Regions from separate parts of the Homo sapiens genome. Here region 1 is linked to region 2. A link is a contact called in ENCODE Hi-C or POLR2A ChIA-PET data. All regions are on one chromosome and are shown on one strand. Each heading gives the region's core, a stretch centred on a gene start or an enhancer-like site at or near the end of the contact. The rest is flanking DNA. Distances are from core to core; before and after follow the strand shown.

What was found. A loop is a pair of places that touch in the nucleus more often than their neighbours do. ChIA-PET counts read pairs that join two places held with the same protein, here RNA polymerase II (POLR2A). Pooled maps may share reads with other maps.
Region 1: a loop to region 2 is called in a map of mammary epithelial cell, with 5 times the contacts of the local background. The contact joins two enhancer-like sites. A Hi-C loop is called at or near these places in 3 of 168 maps with a recorded cell type or tissue (HepG2, breast epithelium and mammary epithelial cell) and 1 of 50 pooled maps. POLR2A ChIA-PET finds 5 or more read pairs at or near these places in 3 of 52 experiments (BJ, MCF 10A and WTC11).

Annotation. Positions count from the first base shown.
Region 1 is chr4:61,459,691-61,466,602 of GRCh38, reverse strand. All of the region lies in intron 2 of ADGRL3 (adhesion G protein-coupled receptor L3), which reads right to left. Among named protein-coding and RNA genes, the nearest start is that of ADGRL3, 260 kb to the right of the region's middle. Within about 2 kb of position 3,887, at least 3 of the 41 ENCODE cell types and tissues checked have a DNase peak (open chromatin) inside an H3K27ac peak, as active enhancers do; they include mammary epithelial cell, where a contact is called at or near this core.
Region 2 is chr4:61,423,057-61,429,823 of GRCh38, reverse strand. All of the region lies in intron 2 of ADGRL3 (adhesion G protein-coupled receptor L3), which reads right to left. Among named protein-coding and RNA genes, the nearest start is that of ADGRL3, 230 kb to the right of the region's middle. Within about 2 kb of position 1,528, at least 2 of the 41 ENCODE cell types and tissues checked have a DNase peak (open chromatin) inside an H3K27ac peak, as active enhancers do; they include mammary epithelial cell, where a contact is called at or near this core.

The DNA.
Region 1 (6,912 bases), core at 2,638-5,137, 34 kb before region 2:
CAATCTCCTGACGATATTTAATTTTCCAAATAGTACCAGGTCCACTCTTTGGCAATATAATGGCGTGAATAAGGAAATGTAAAATACATTCATGCATAATCTGATTTATGCATCCTCCTGCTCTAGCAAACCAGACAAAGTATAATTTCTACAATGGAATTATAGAATGAACATTTTATTCTTGGTACCTATATTAAATACTAATAATACAAAATGTTTAGGGCTTTTGAAAAGCTATCTTTTCATATAGCAAAAGCGTATGCTGAGTTAATATACATTTTGCAGTCATTTTAGAGACGACAATTTTTCTAAAATTTGTATTCTGATATTATTGGGGATAATCTAGAAATTAGATTGAAAGGAAACAGGTAGTGGAAATTATTTTAAATGTTACTATCAACTTTAAAATACTCTCAAGTTTTCACATTAAAAGTGAGTTGGATTGTTTGTTTATTTATTTATTTTATTTATTTATTATTTTTGAGATGGAGTCTTGCTCTGTCGCCCAGAGCTGGAGTGCAATGGCACTCTGGGCTCACTGCAACATCCGCCTCCCGAGTTCAAGTGATTCTCCTGTCTCAGCCTCCTGAGTAGCTGGGATTACAAGTACATGCTGCCACGTCTAGCTAATGTTTTGTATTCGAGTACAGAGGGTGTTTCACGGAGTTGTCCAAGCTGGTCTCGAACACCTGAGTTCAGGCAATCCACCCGCATAGGCCTCCCCAAGTCCTCGGGTTACAGGCGTGAGACACTGCGCCCAGCCATGAGTTGGATTATTTTTATTTTGTTATGATTATATAACGAAAATATATATTCCATATAAGATATATATATATATATATATTTATATATAATTTTAAAATCCAGAGTCAGTCCAAGTATCCAAGATAAACTATGTTGGTTTGTCCATGTTGGACAAACTTATCAACAGAAAAATTAATTTTAGACAAAATTCTTATCATTTAGCAGTCAGAAATATACACATTCTAGTAATTATTGCATATTTTCTTTTAACATTTAATTTAAAAAATAGAAGACATAGGTAGAAAGTATATTTTTTTCTTTTGGTAAAATACAATATAAATTCATTTTGATTATTAATAGAATGAGGACCAATATGGCTTTGCAATTGTATCTCAATTATATTTAGACATAATTCTGTGTATTGTGTTGGAGTTGAGTAACTCAGAGCTGAGTAACTAGAATGAAGCAATTTCTAAGAACTATACGAACTATTTTTAAAACTTCTCACAAATATTTCATGAAAGCCTACCCATCTTCTTTTGGACATGCTATACTAACTTTAATATGGCAAAATATTTAATAATAAATGAAATGGTATTTAAAGTTTGGGCATATTCTTGTATTTGTATACTTTCTTACGTCTATGCTTATAAACTAAATGTACCTAAAGATATTTTAATTGATATACAAAATACTTTAAACTGCTGCATTAACTAGGCTTTTTCATCAACTATGTGGGTCTTCTGAAATAGTCACAATATTTTAAATTCACTTAAATTTATTTTCCCAATATACTCTGACATCAGGATCCCGTGGTTGAGCATCGGGACCCCATTCCTGAGCAAAACAATTTATCATGGACATTTCTGAAGGAGACCCCAGAGTTTTTTGGTTCAGTTTGAGATTCAGAAGGTAGGGATGTAAGAGAAACGGTTATAATGTTCTGCTGACTAATGTGCCTGTTGAATTGCCAGAAGCATTCAGGCAATATGCCCTAAATACAACCCATTGACTGAGAAGAGGCAGTAAAGTGAAAATGAATTTATGTGCTTCATCCTTAACTAATTTTCTGGGGAACAGATAATTAACAAATACTTTGCATAAAATATGAAGCAATTTCAAATCAAATGGTCAAAACTGAAGAATATCTTCCATATCAGTTATATGCAATTCATGTTCCTGATCCTAACGTTAAAATGGGTATTATGTCATATAGACTATGTAGAAATTGCCATATTAGTTATGTATTATTTTTTAATAATAGAAACATACTTTAAAGACTCTGATTTTCAAACTTTAATTAAAAAATTTTCTAAAAGTCTGAATTAAATGCAAGAGATTTCTGGAGTAAATTAATATTTCAAAATATCATATAAAGAAACAATACAGATCAAAAGTTAAATTTTAGAAATGAAAAAATCCTGGTCAATTGAGGGAGCCTGATTTAGCATGTCCCAGCTAACAACTCTGCACATTTACATTCTTAAGACAGACATTAATGACTCTTGAGTTTCACCCTTTTGCCATATGCCTATATACCCCTTTATTCTAACATGCCAAACTTTTAAAAACTATAGTCAGTTCTGCTACAACACTTGTTTTGAAAATGTAAATTTGTTCCAAAGCAACTGATGTGTTAGGGAATTATATGAGGATAACGCTACTTTTCCATTTGCTATGTGAGCTTTTATAGGCAAGAAGCACTAAGTCATGGATCTACAAACTATGCAAACCTGGTAGGTGGCCTGTTTTTGTAAATAAAGTTTTATTGGAAGACAACCAAACCATTTTTTATTAATTGCCTTTGGCTGCTTTCATGTGTTAAGTAGATGTGCGTAGTTGTAATAGAGATATTCTCTGGCCCTTTGGGGAATGTCTGTTGAGCCCTGCAGTAAGTGTTCAAAGAAATCTGAACCCTACTGAACCAAGTTGCAGAAAAATACACAAAATGCACAAACACACCTTCAAGTATGTACCAGCTACTTCCATTCACTGTGTATGTTGTGATCCATGACCATCCACATCTGGTGTTACAACTTTTGTTTAATTTCAGATAACCCTCATACCCACCCCGTCCTCATAATAACTCACAAGCTGACACCCACTTCCACAGCAAACTTCAGGTATTTTTCAAGGTAAAGTACCATATTTATTATCTTCCTGTATTTTTTCTTTTCAATGTATCACTGATAAAATTTTAGAGTGTTGTGCCCTTAAAGTAGGATTGCCACATTTAGCATGTAAAAAAGAAAAAACTAAGGTGATATGGTTTGGCTCTATGTCCCCACCCAAATCTCATGTCCAGTTGTAATTCTCAGTGTTGGGGGAGGGACTGATGGTAGGTGACTGGATCATGGGGCAGATTTCCCCCTTGCTCTTCTCATGATAGTGAGTGAGTTTTCAAGAGATCTGGTTGTTAAAAGTCTGCAGCACTTCTCCCTTCACTTTGTCTCTGCTGCTTTGCCATGTGAAGATGTGCTTGCTTCCCCTTCGCCTTCTGCCATGATTGTTAAGTTTCCTGAGACCTGCTAGCCATGCTTCCTGTACAGCCTGTGGAACTGTGAGTCAACTAAACTCCTTTTCTCCCTAAATTACCCAGTCTCAGGTAGTTTTTTATACCTATGTGAGAACAGACGAATATAGAAGGCTATTCCGTGAAATTTGAACTTCAGATGAACAACAAATGCATTTTAGTATAACTATGTCTGACTATTGCAGGTCATTACACACACCCCTTGCTCCTCCCCTTTAACCATATCTAGAAACTAGGAAAATTAAGAGGAGCCACATCTGATCCTTTTGTTATTTTCTATATTCACTTTACTTTTAACCTATTTCACCTTTAGAAGACTGTTAGATCTGTAACTGGTCTTTTATTTTTCTAGCAGAGACCTTGGAGGTGGAAAAAAGCAAACATCTGAGCACTGGGCTGTTGAAACAGTTCTGACTAGGCCCAAACATGACTAATCCTTAATCTCTTTGATGCAGGGATTGGGCTATTTAGCTTTGGTTCTCTTCCTTTTGCCAAGAATCAGGTACTGTATATCCATTACACACATGGAACAATAGCTGCTTATCCTGAGTAACACCGTAATGCCTGGCTAGGCTGATTGCCCAATATACTTGGCCAAGTTTAAAGTAAAACTATCAATATAACTTTTCATAAGTCTTCTCTTTCTGTAGTTTTTTTATTTGCCTAAAATACTCAGCTCTATTACGACCTCTGTTAACTGACACTTAGATAATTTATTAAGGGAAAGTAGCACGATCAAGTCATCATATCTTTAGTTTATTATGTTTTAGTACATATTTTTCTGCTGACTCATGTGAACAAGATGAAACCAAGCCCAACATATCCAGAAGATCACCACCCAGTCTCTCCTATTCTGGAGCTATTGTCTCCAATCTAATATTTTCCTTCTCCTTTACAAGCCCCTTTTCCTCAAACTCTGACTTCTTACCTGCCAGAATAAGAAAGTAATGAGAAAAGCCCCCTCACCTAAAGTTCTGCTGTGACTCGAGTTGTTATCTTTCCCAAGAGCATATGTATTTTAATAAAAGACAAGATTTGATCTTAATGTAGATTTCATGCAAGAGCAAAGTAAGAGATTAGTGGATCCAGAAGCTTTCTGGCTCCCCTGAAATCTCAATACATAGGCTGTAACTTACTCTAATTCTAAATTCAGCCCAAATAGGAAACACTGGGGTTATTGTTTCTTCTTGTCTCCATTTATGCATTCAGTGGAGATTACCAGGTTTGCAAAAGGGCTATTAAAATGAAAGGTCAGGTTTAAATTTTATAACAAGATGCTATTTAATTACATGTATAAATATTACATTTTTATTTTACCTCTTGTACAGTTAATAAAAAGTGCTTAAGATGTTTCAGTGCTTTTGTTTGAATTTTGTAATTAACTATTTTAAGTAATTAGGAAAAGGCAGTCTTTCTGGGTAGATTAATTAAAAAAAATAAGAATGCATTTCTGAGCTGACACATTCCAGCTAAGAGGCATGGGACTGAAACTGGCTGTAATCTTGGAGTAAGTCATTGATCCAGCCTGGGTCTTATTTGTTACACAACAGTGTTTCTATAGATCCTTTCAATATGGTGGCTAATGAGGTTGCTTTTGTGTCCCTAATATTTCATGTGATGAGTTTATAAATATAATTCATACACAATAGAACATGAGCTGATAAACTAAAATTCACTTTTTTCTGTGACATAAAATTTATACATTTTGTTAGTAAATACACATTGTTTTTGAGAAATAACCATTTTTCTTTAAGATATATTTTTGGCGTATAAGAATATTTGTTTATATGAATATTTCTATATTTATTTATTGATACAAAATAATTGTACATATTTAGAGAGTATATATGTTATTTTGCTATATGCATACAATGTGTAATAATCAAATCAGAGTATTTAGGACATCCATCACCTCAAACACTTATTATTTCTTTGTATTGAGAACATTTCAAATCTTGTCTTTTAGCTATATTGATATATACAATATACTATAAAGCTGATTAAAGTCACCTCACTGTGTTGTCAAACACTAGAATTTATTACTTCTATCTAACTGTTTGTTGGTACTAACTGGTATGGTTTGCTGTGTCCCCACCGAAATCTCATATTGAATTGTAGCTCCCATAATTCCCACGTATTGTGGGAGGGACCCAGTGGGAGATAATTCAATCATGTAGGCAGTTTCCAATACTGTTCTCGTGGTAATGAATAAGTCTCACGAGATGTGATGGCTTTGTTTTGTTTTGTTTTGTTTTTTTGATGTAGTCTCACTCTGTCACCCAGGCTGGAGTGCACTGGTGCAATCTCCACTCACTGAAACCTCTGCCTCCCAGGCTCAAGCAATTCTCCTGCCTCAGCCTCCCGAGTAGCTGGGATTACAGGTGCCTGCCACCGCGCCTGGCTAATTTTTGTATTTTTAGTAGAGACAGGGTTTCACCATTGTTGGCCAGGCTGGTCTTGAACTTCTGATCTCAGGTGATCTGCCCACCTCGGCCTCCCAAAGTGCTGGGATTACAGGCATGAGCCACTGCGCCTGGCCGATCTGATGGTTTTATAAAGGGTTTCCCCTTTTGCTTGGCTTCTCTCTTGCCTGCTGCCATGAAAGATATGCCTTTCTCCTCCTTTGCCTTCCACCATGATTGTGAGGCCTCCCCAGCCATGTGGAACTGTGAGTATACTAAACCCCTTTTTCTTTATATATTACCCAGTCTCGGGTATGTCTTTATTAGCAGCATGGGAACTGACTAATACACTCATTAATCAACCTCTCTTCATCCCCCTCCCACCCTTCCCTGTCTCTGTTAATTATCATTCTACTCTCTACCTCCATGAAATCAACCTTTCCACATGTCAGTGAAAATGTGATATTTGTCTTGGTGTGCTTGGCTTATTTCACTTAATATAATAAACTCCAGTTCCATCTATGTTGCTGCAAATGACAGAATTTCATTCCCTTTTATGGCTGAATAGTATTCCACTGTATATACGTTGGGGAAAGGACACCCTCTTCAATAAGTGGTTCTGGGAAAACTGGATATCCTTATGCAGAATAATGAAATGAGACTCCTATCTCTCACCATATACAAAAATCAACTCTAAAGACTTAAATGTAAGATCCAAAACTATAAAATTACTAGATGAAAACATAGGGGAAATGCTTCAGGACATTGGTCTAGGCAAAGATTTTATGGCTAAGACTTCAAAAATACAGGCAACAAAAACAAAAACAGACAAAAGAGATCGCATTAAACTAAAAAGCTTCTGTACAGCAAAGGAAGCAATCAACAAAATGAAGAGATAACCTGCAGAATGGGAGAAAATATTTGCAAATTACTCATCCAACAAGGAACTAATATCCAAATATACAAGGAACTTGACAGCAAAAAACCCAAATAATCCATTTAAAACATGGGCAACAGATCTGAATAGGCAAAGACAGCATACAAATGACCAACAGATACATTACAAAAATGATCCAGAAGTTTTGCACAGTTGCACTACAAGAAGAAAAAAATGCTCAATATCACTAATATTTAGAGAAATGCAAAACAAAACCACAGTGAGATAGCATCTCATTCCAATTACCATGACTTTATCAAAAAGACAAAAAAAATTCTGGCAAGGAAGTGGAGGAA
Region 2 (6,767 bases), core at 279-2,778:
AAAAAATTACTTCATTTCCAAGTGTATCTTCCTAATTAACATGACTATTTCCCATCCATATTTCTAAACTGCAATTTATAATAACTTTAGAGTCTCTGAATATCTAATACTTAGGGAAGTTATTATCTGGATTTCTTAAATCACAATGCCTACAAAAAATGTAATCATTTATTGACCTTTTACAATTATGTACATGAAAATTTATAGAGCTTGCTGATATTCAAAGAGAAAAGGAATAAACTGATAAAACTCTATAATCATTTTCCTCCAAGTCTAAGCTACAGAAGTGGGGGGTTAATTCCAATTCAATTACATCAACTGTACAATTATCATTGTAGTTCTTTGGGATATAAAAAGATACATAATACATGAATTCACATACTGATGAAGACAATCATCCAAAGCATCTTGTCTCTCCAATATTTACTTAAGGTATGACTGATTCTTTCACCTTTAACTTTTAAGTTTGCTTTCTACCCACCTTTCTTTTCTAGGTAGGCAACATGGTGCAATGAAAACAACTCAAGGGTTGTGTTCTTTTAGATTCAGATATGAATATTTACTTTGTCATTTACTAGCAATACTTTTTTGACAATTGTCAAGCTTCAATATCCTATCACTGTCTCTAATTTCTCAATCTGAGCTGGTTTATGTTCTCAAACAATACTGTGATTGTTGGCTGTGCTAACAAAACTGTAAGCAAACATTGGACAGTGTTTTCCTGGAGAACAGAATACAAGCTTTGGAGTAAAATTATACCTGGGTTTGTAACCACATCTTCCTACCAATATCTATATTTATAATAGATTATTTCAATGAAAAATGCTTTTTTTCATTAAGCCATAATTATATAAGATACACATATATTTATCTGGAATGACAGATAGATAGATAGATAGATAGATAGATAGATAGATAGATAGATAGATGATATAGATAGATAGATGATATAGATAGATAGATAGATAGATAGATAGATAGATAGATAGATAAATGATAGCTAGATATCCAGAACATGTGAGATATATGATAGTTACAGAGATACAGTTAGATAGGTCTATGTTACAGATACCGGCTAAGCATTTCACAAATATTAATTCATTTAATACTCATGATGTATTCATGAAGTGGCCACTATTATCACTCCAATTTTACAGATGAGAAAACTGAGGCTAGGCATGACATAACTACCAAATCACATAGCCGGTAAGTGGCAGAAACAGACAACACACTCCTGAATCTACTCTTACCTAGTAAGTTATATACACTGTCTCTCAATATTTGAATATAAACTAATTTTCTGGCACTAGAATTTTTTCAGATCTAATTTTGGTAGCCTTTGAAACTATTGATGGTCTTTCCTTAACATTCCCTTTAATGTTATCTTCTGTCGCTGTAAGGAAAATGGCTGTGCAGCAGTCAAGAGTAGGCCAAGGTAAACATCTGGCATAGCATGACACAGCAGGGTTGGAGCACAGGTGCACAATCCCTTGCATTATATAACCACAGTTATGTAACCATGTTATGAGTGGGCTCACCACCTGGCTCTGAGCCACTATTGTCTATGAAGTGCATAAATGTATCACTGACACTGTGAGGGGTGGTGCATAATAAAGCCATGTCCCACCTGCCTACGGCCCCCCGAGTGTTGTTTCAACTACCTGCCATCCATTCACCCACTCCCCTTGGACCCCAGCTCAGGTTGGAACCTGATAATTGGCGTAGTCAACAGGATTCCGAGGTGAGTGAGTCCTCAGCCCCTGATGGTCCTGGGTCAGCTATGTGGTCTCAGCATGGGTTGTGTTACCTTGTGGCAGCCTTCCTGCTCAGATGGGCCCCGGTGAAAACACGGGTGATGGTGGACGGGTCTCCCATGACCATGGAGAAGGCGCTGAAGCACTTTGAAGCACAGAGCACTGAAAAGGAGCGAGCCTTTGCCGGCAGAGTTGGATGGGCGTTTTTGACTGTGCTACAGGAAGTGCACACTCAGTCCCTGAGGGATACAGCTCAGGTAAGGGACCTCCAGGGTCAAGCAGAGCGCCTGGAGATCCGGACATACAGCTTGAAACGAGAATTAGGGCCTGCCACTAGTGTGGGCCTGGGCCAGCCATCCCAGTCAGAGACCCCCGCCAGGTCTGATACCAAGGAGGAAGAACCTCCACTGCAGGCTCACCCAGTGGTCCGTCAGAAAATAGAGCAGGAACAGCCACTGGGGCCCCAGGGCGTGGGGGTTCAGGGACCTCCTACTGTGGTGGAGCACATGTCATACAGTGCCTATACCCCAACTGACTTGCATAAATTAGGTAAACAGTGTCAGCAGTGCATGGGGGAACCCCTATCTACCTGGATGCTTTGCCTTTTGGATGAGGGAGCTGATGGTATTGTCTGCTCTGCCTCTGAAATGGAAAAGTTGGCCTCCATTATGACCCATCCCTCCAACAGCGATTGCAGGTGAGCAGGCGGTTAACACAGGGGCGAGGCGACCACACCCTGACTGAATGGCTGATGGCTGTCATAGAATGGTATGGAACAATGCCAGAGAAATACCAAAAACTGTGAGTAAATGGCATTCATATGCAGAGCTGGTGCAGGTAATTCAGGAAATGGGTATGTGGCAAGTTTTGTTTGATTTAAATACCTGAGGGCCATATGTTGAATGCTTTCCCTCCCACATGAGGGAACTTGTGTTGAGCTCTGCACCCCTGAGTGCTTTCGGCTCTCTGGCCACTGTCCTTACTCTGTACATGGGGCACTGCATACATGAGATGACTACTGCCATGGTGGCCCTCAGAGAAGCAGAGGGCCATTGGCAGGACCAGGGACTTTGTGCCATAAAAAAGGGGAAGGTACCCCTTCCACAGGGGCCACCTCGTGGGACAAAAAACCGCCCCAGTGGGTGACCTGCACACAGATGGGAATTGACTTGATTTGGGCTGGGGTTGACCGAGATAAAACTGATAGGCAACCCAGTGAAGTGCTGTTAACTTTGTGGAGGCAATTGTCCCCAGAGCAGCAATTCCAGAAAATGCCCAAGACGGGGCAGGATGATGTTGCTCGACCCAGTTCCACCAGGATGCTCCAGCTCAAAGACTACTTGAAGGTGGGTGGAGGTAAAGAGCCTTTTGTGTTTGATTAGGGAACTGGCCAAGGTGCCTGGCTTGGGGGGAAACCAGATGACCAGAGGCCATATGTGGAACTGGCAATCCACTCTCCCCAGTGTTGGCATTGGTAAATGCTGGTGCAGAGTGTAGCCTCGTCTATGGGAACCTAGATAAGTTTCCAGGCAAGGCTGCATACATAGACGGCTATGGAGGCCAGTCAGTGAAAGTGAAAAACATAACTGTACTGCTGACTCTGTAGGAGAGGGGCACCCCCCCATTCCCGATGGGGCATGGCATATGGATGGGTCCAGCCAGGGTGCGACTGCTTCCTGGACTGCTGTTGCGGTCCAGCCTAGTACTGACACCATATGATTTGTTATCAGGTGTGGACAAAGTAGTCAGTGGGCTGAACTCAGAGCAGTGTGGATGGTGATCACCAAGAAGGAGACACCTATGGCAATCTGCACCAATAGATGGGCAGTTTACCAGGGCCCAATCTTGTGGTTAACTACCTGGAAATTACCGAATTGGCTAGTTGGTCACCAACTCATTTGGAGCCACGCCATGTGGCAAGACTTATGGAAAATGAATTACATTTGCATGTTATTCTCCTGCCTTTGTGGGGCTGTAGTTCAAGGTTGGACCTGATGCTCCAAACCTTGAATGAACAGCCACAGAAAGGTGGCCCAGCCCCAGTGGGGCACTTCTACACTGGGCCACTGCCTCCATTCAGTTACAGATACAGACACCAAGGATGACCTCCTCTCACTAGATATGGGGACGAATGGTAATCTGCTGTTGCCTGCCTCAATGCACCTAAAGGCAGGATAACAAAAAACCTGGCTTTGGCCATGGACTCTCGAAGGCCCATTGCAGATGGTTGGCTACCATAGCCCCAGGGGGGAGGGCCTACTGTGTGATTTACATGTCACTCCTTGGGTATTTAATATATGGCCTCCGTGAATGACTGTTCATAGGGGAATGGCCAGGGAAGGAACCCTCCTCTGTGGGACATCTGTACCATCTGTGTGGCCTAATATGAGCTCCCCAGTAACTTTAGCACAGATAGAGGACCCAAAGGAACCATGGGGAGCACCACCCTGGGCAGAAGCCACTGGCAGCTACCAGAAATGAATGGTTAGCCTGTATTTTGCCTGAAGGGCATGATTCATCCTTGTTAGTACCTGTGCCTGCTTTGTCGTTTCGACCATAGATTGACATGCTGCAAAAGCATTGTGAAATGGGCCCACACCTATGCTGAGGTGACTAATCTTTCCAACTGTAGGATCTGCACCACCCTTCCAGCAGCAGCTATGGACGGCTTGCCCTGCCACATACACTTAGCTTCTATGGAGAACTGGACATGGCTAGAGACTTGGGGTCCCATGGGCGATGCCTGGAATGTGAAATGGTAAACTTTGGATAGGGGGCATGGCAAAACCTATGACATGCTCAACCCCTGGCTGACCTGTAATGTCTATGATGAATGGGGCTGGTTAGCAGGGGAACACATAGTGCCCCCACCCCACAGGTACCACGATGTATACAGCAACAATGGGATGGTGTCAACATGGGGTATTTGCCCACCATAGCCTGCACAAATATAACATATATCACCACACCAAGGGTGTAGTGGAATAGGTGGCCTCATCAACGTCAAGCTCCAATGGACTTTGTGCCCCCTGGGAGTTTATGGGTCTGTGGAGACATGGAATGGCCATATGCACCAGTGAACTGGACTGGCCCTTGTACCTGGGGATGGCCTTTGTGCCTGCCACTGTGCTTCCCACATTGCCTAGATGCCCACACAACTGGGAGGTGCTACGTTCCCACTTTTTGCAAGTGCTGCAAGCCCCTTGGTGGCTCTACCCCTTAGCTTTGACCATCCCTGGAGCAGGTGTCATTACTGTAGAAACACAGGTTACAGCCCTTGCAGAGCACACAGCTTGGCCCCTGAATTACACCCAAGTCACCCTCCTCCTGTTAACCAATGAGGTTGATCAAACCAGAAAGATGAAAGATGGTGCTGCAAAACTGGATGGCCTTAGATATAGTAAGCTGCCCAAGGTGGCATCTGTGCCCTTATAGGGACACAATGTTGTACATTTATTCCAGAAAATCAACAAAACATAATAGCAGCCTTGCAAGAGATGGCACAGGAGGTTGAAGCAGTTGAGAGCCTTACTAATGACCCCCCACAGAGATGGTGGGCATCCCTGAGCTCTGGCCTACGTTGGGCCCTGATAATCATGGGGAGCGTAACAGGGATATTAGTAGTAGGTTGTTGCTTCTTGTATTACTGCTGTGGCCTATGGGTCCAGGGTGCCACCGTGTGGGCAAGTTTCCCCACTAAGAGGACCCCCTCAGCCTAGGGGGTGGAGTGTAAGGAAAATGGCTGTGCGGCAGTCAAGAGTAGGCCAAGGTAAACATCTGTTACAGCATGATGCAGCAGGATTAGAGCGCAGGTGCACAATCCCATGCATTATATAATCACAGTTATGCTACCATGTTATGAGTCGGCTCATCACCTGACTCTGAGCCACTGTTGTCTGTGAAGTGCATAAATGTATCACTGACACTGTGAGGGACAGCGTATAATAAAGCCATGTCCCACCTGCCTATGCCCCTTCACCCCCTGAGTGTTCTTTCAATTACCCACCACCTGTCCATCAACTCCCTTTGGACCCCAGCTCAGGTTAAAACCTGACAGTCACATTGTCCTATTTTTGTAGGTTTCCTTCTAAATTTCTCATTAACATTCACCCTTATTGGCCTCCTTCACTCACTCTTCATTTTCTACTTCTTTAAGTGGAGGTGTTCATCAAAAACTCACCTTTAAATGTTTTTACTCTGTGCTCCTTCCATGGCTTATGGCTACCATATACACACATTAAACCCATTTCTTCTTATCTCAGGTTAACCATGGCCCTGGTTCTAAATTCCAAAACAATGCATTTCCAACTAAATAAAGAACAACACAACCAGGACTTTCAGCAGGCTTTAAAAGTCTGAAACCTCTCACAATCATGACCCTCTCCTACTAATCCCAGCTCTTACACTCCCTGTGATTTCAGTCTATTAAAATGGCATTACTGGCCCTAATCCGTTGGCCTCCACCTAGTCCCTTTCCACTACTTATCTTCCATACTGCTCTCTGCCAGATCAAACTATGTTCATGGATTCTCCCTATACCTTCATCAAGGCTCAGATGACATCATGTTGATGTAGCATAAAGTCCAGATTATCTAACACAATGTTCAATAGCTCTGAAGTTAAACTCCTATACACTTTCCCATCTTGTCTTCTATTAATCCTATCCACACTGGATTCAATGTTTCCTGAAATATGGAAGTGCATGGCCTCTGGGTTTGCCCATGCTGTTCCAAGGGCTGCTTCTATTTGTTCCTTCTCTATGTATCCAAATCTTAATCATCCTGTTTGTCTACTGAAATGGTCAACGTTTTCTGGTTGTTTCATTTGGGTAGTCGACTCTCAACTTCAACATCCCTTTCTTTGGAATCTTCTCATCTTGCTGTACAAAAATACTACATAAACCAGATATGTAAAACTGCAAAATTTGGAGAGAAACTAACTCAGATAAGCTATATAATTTTACCTCAAAATTTTACCTAGTTCTTAATGTCTTAGCCATGTGCCCCCAAATTG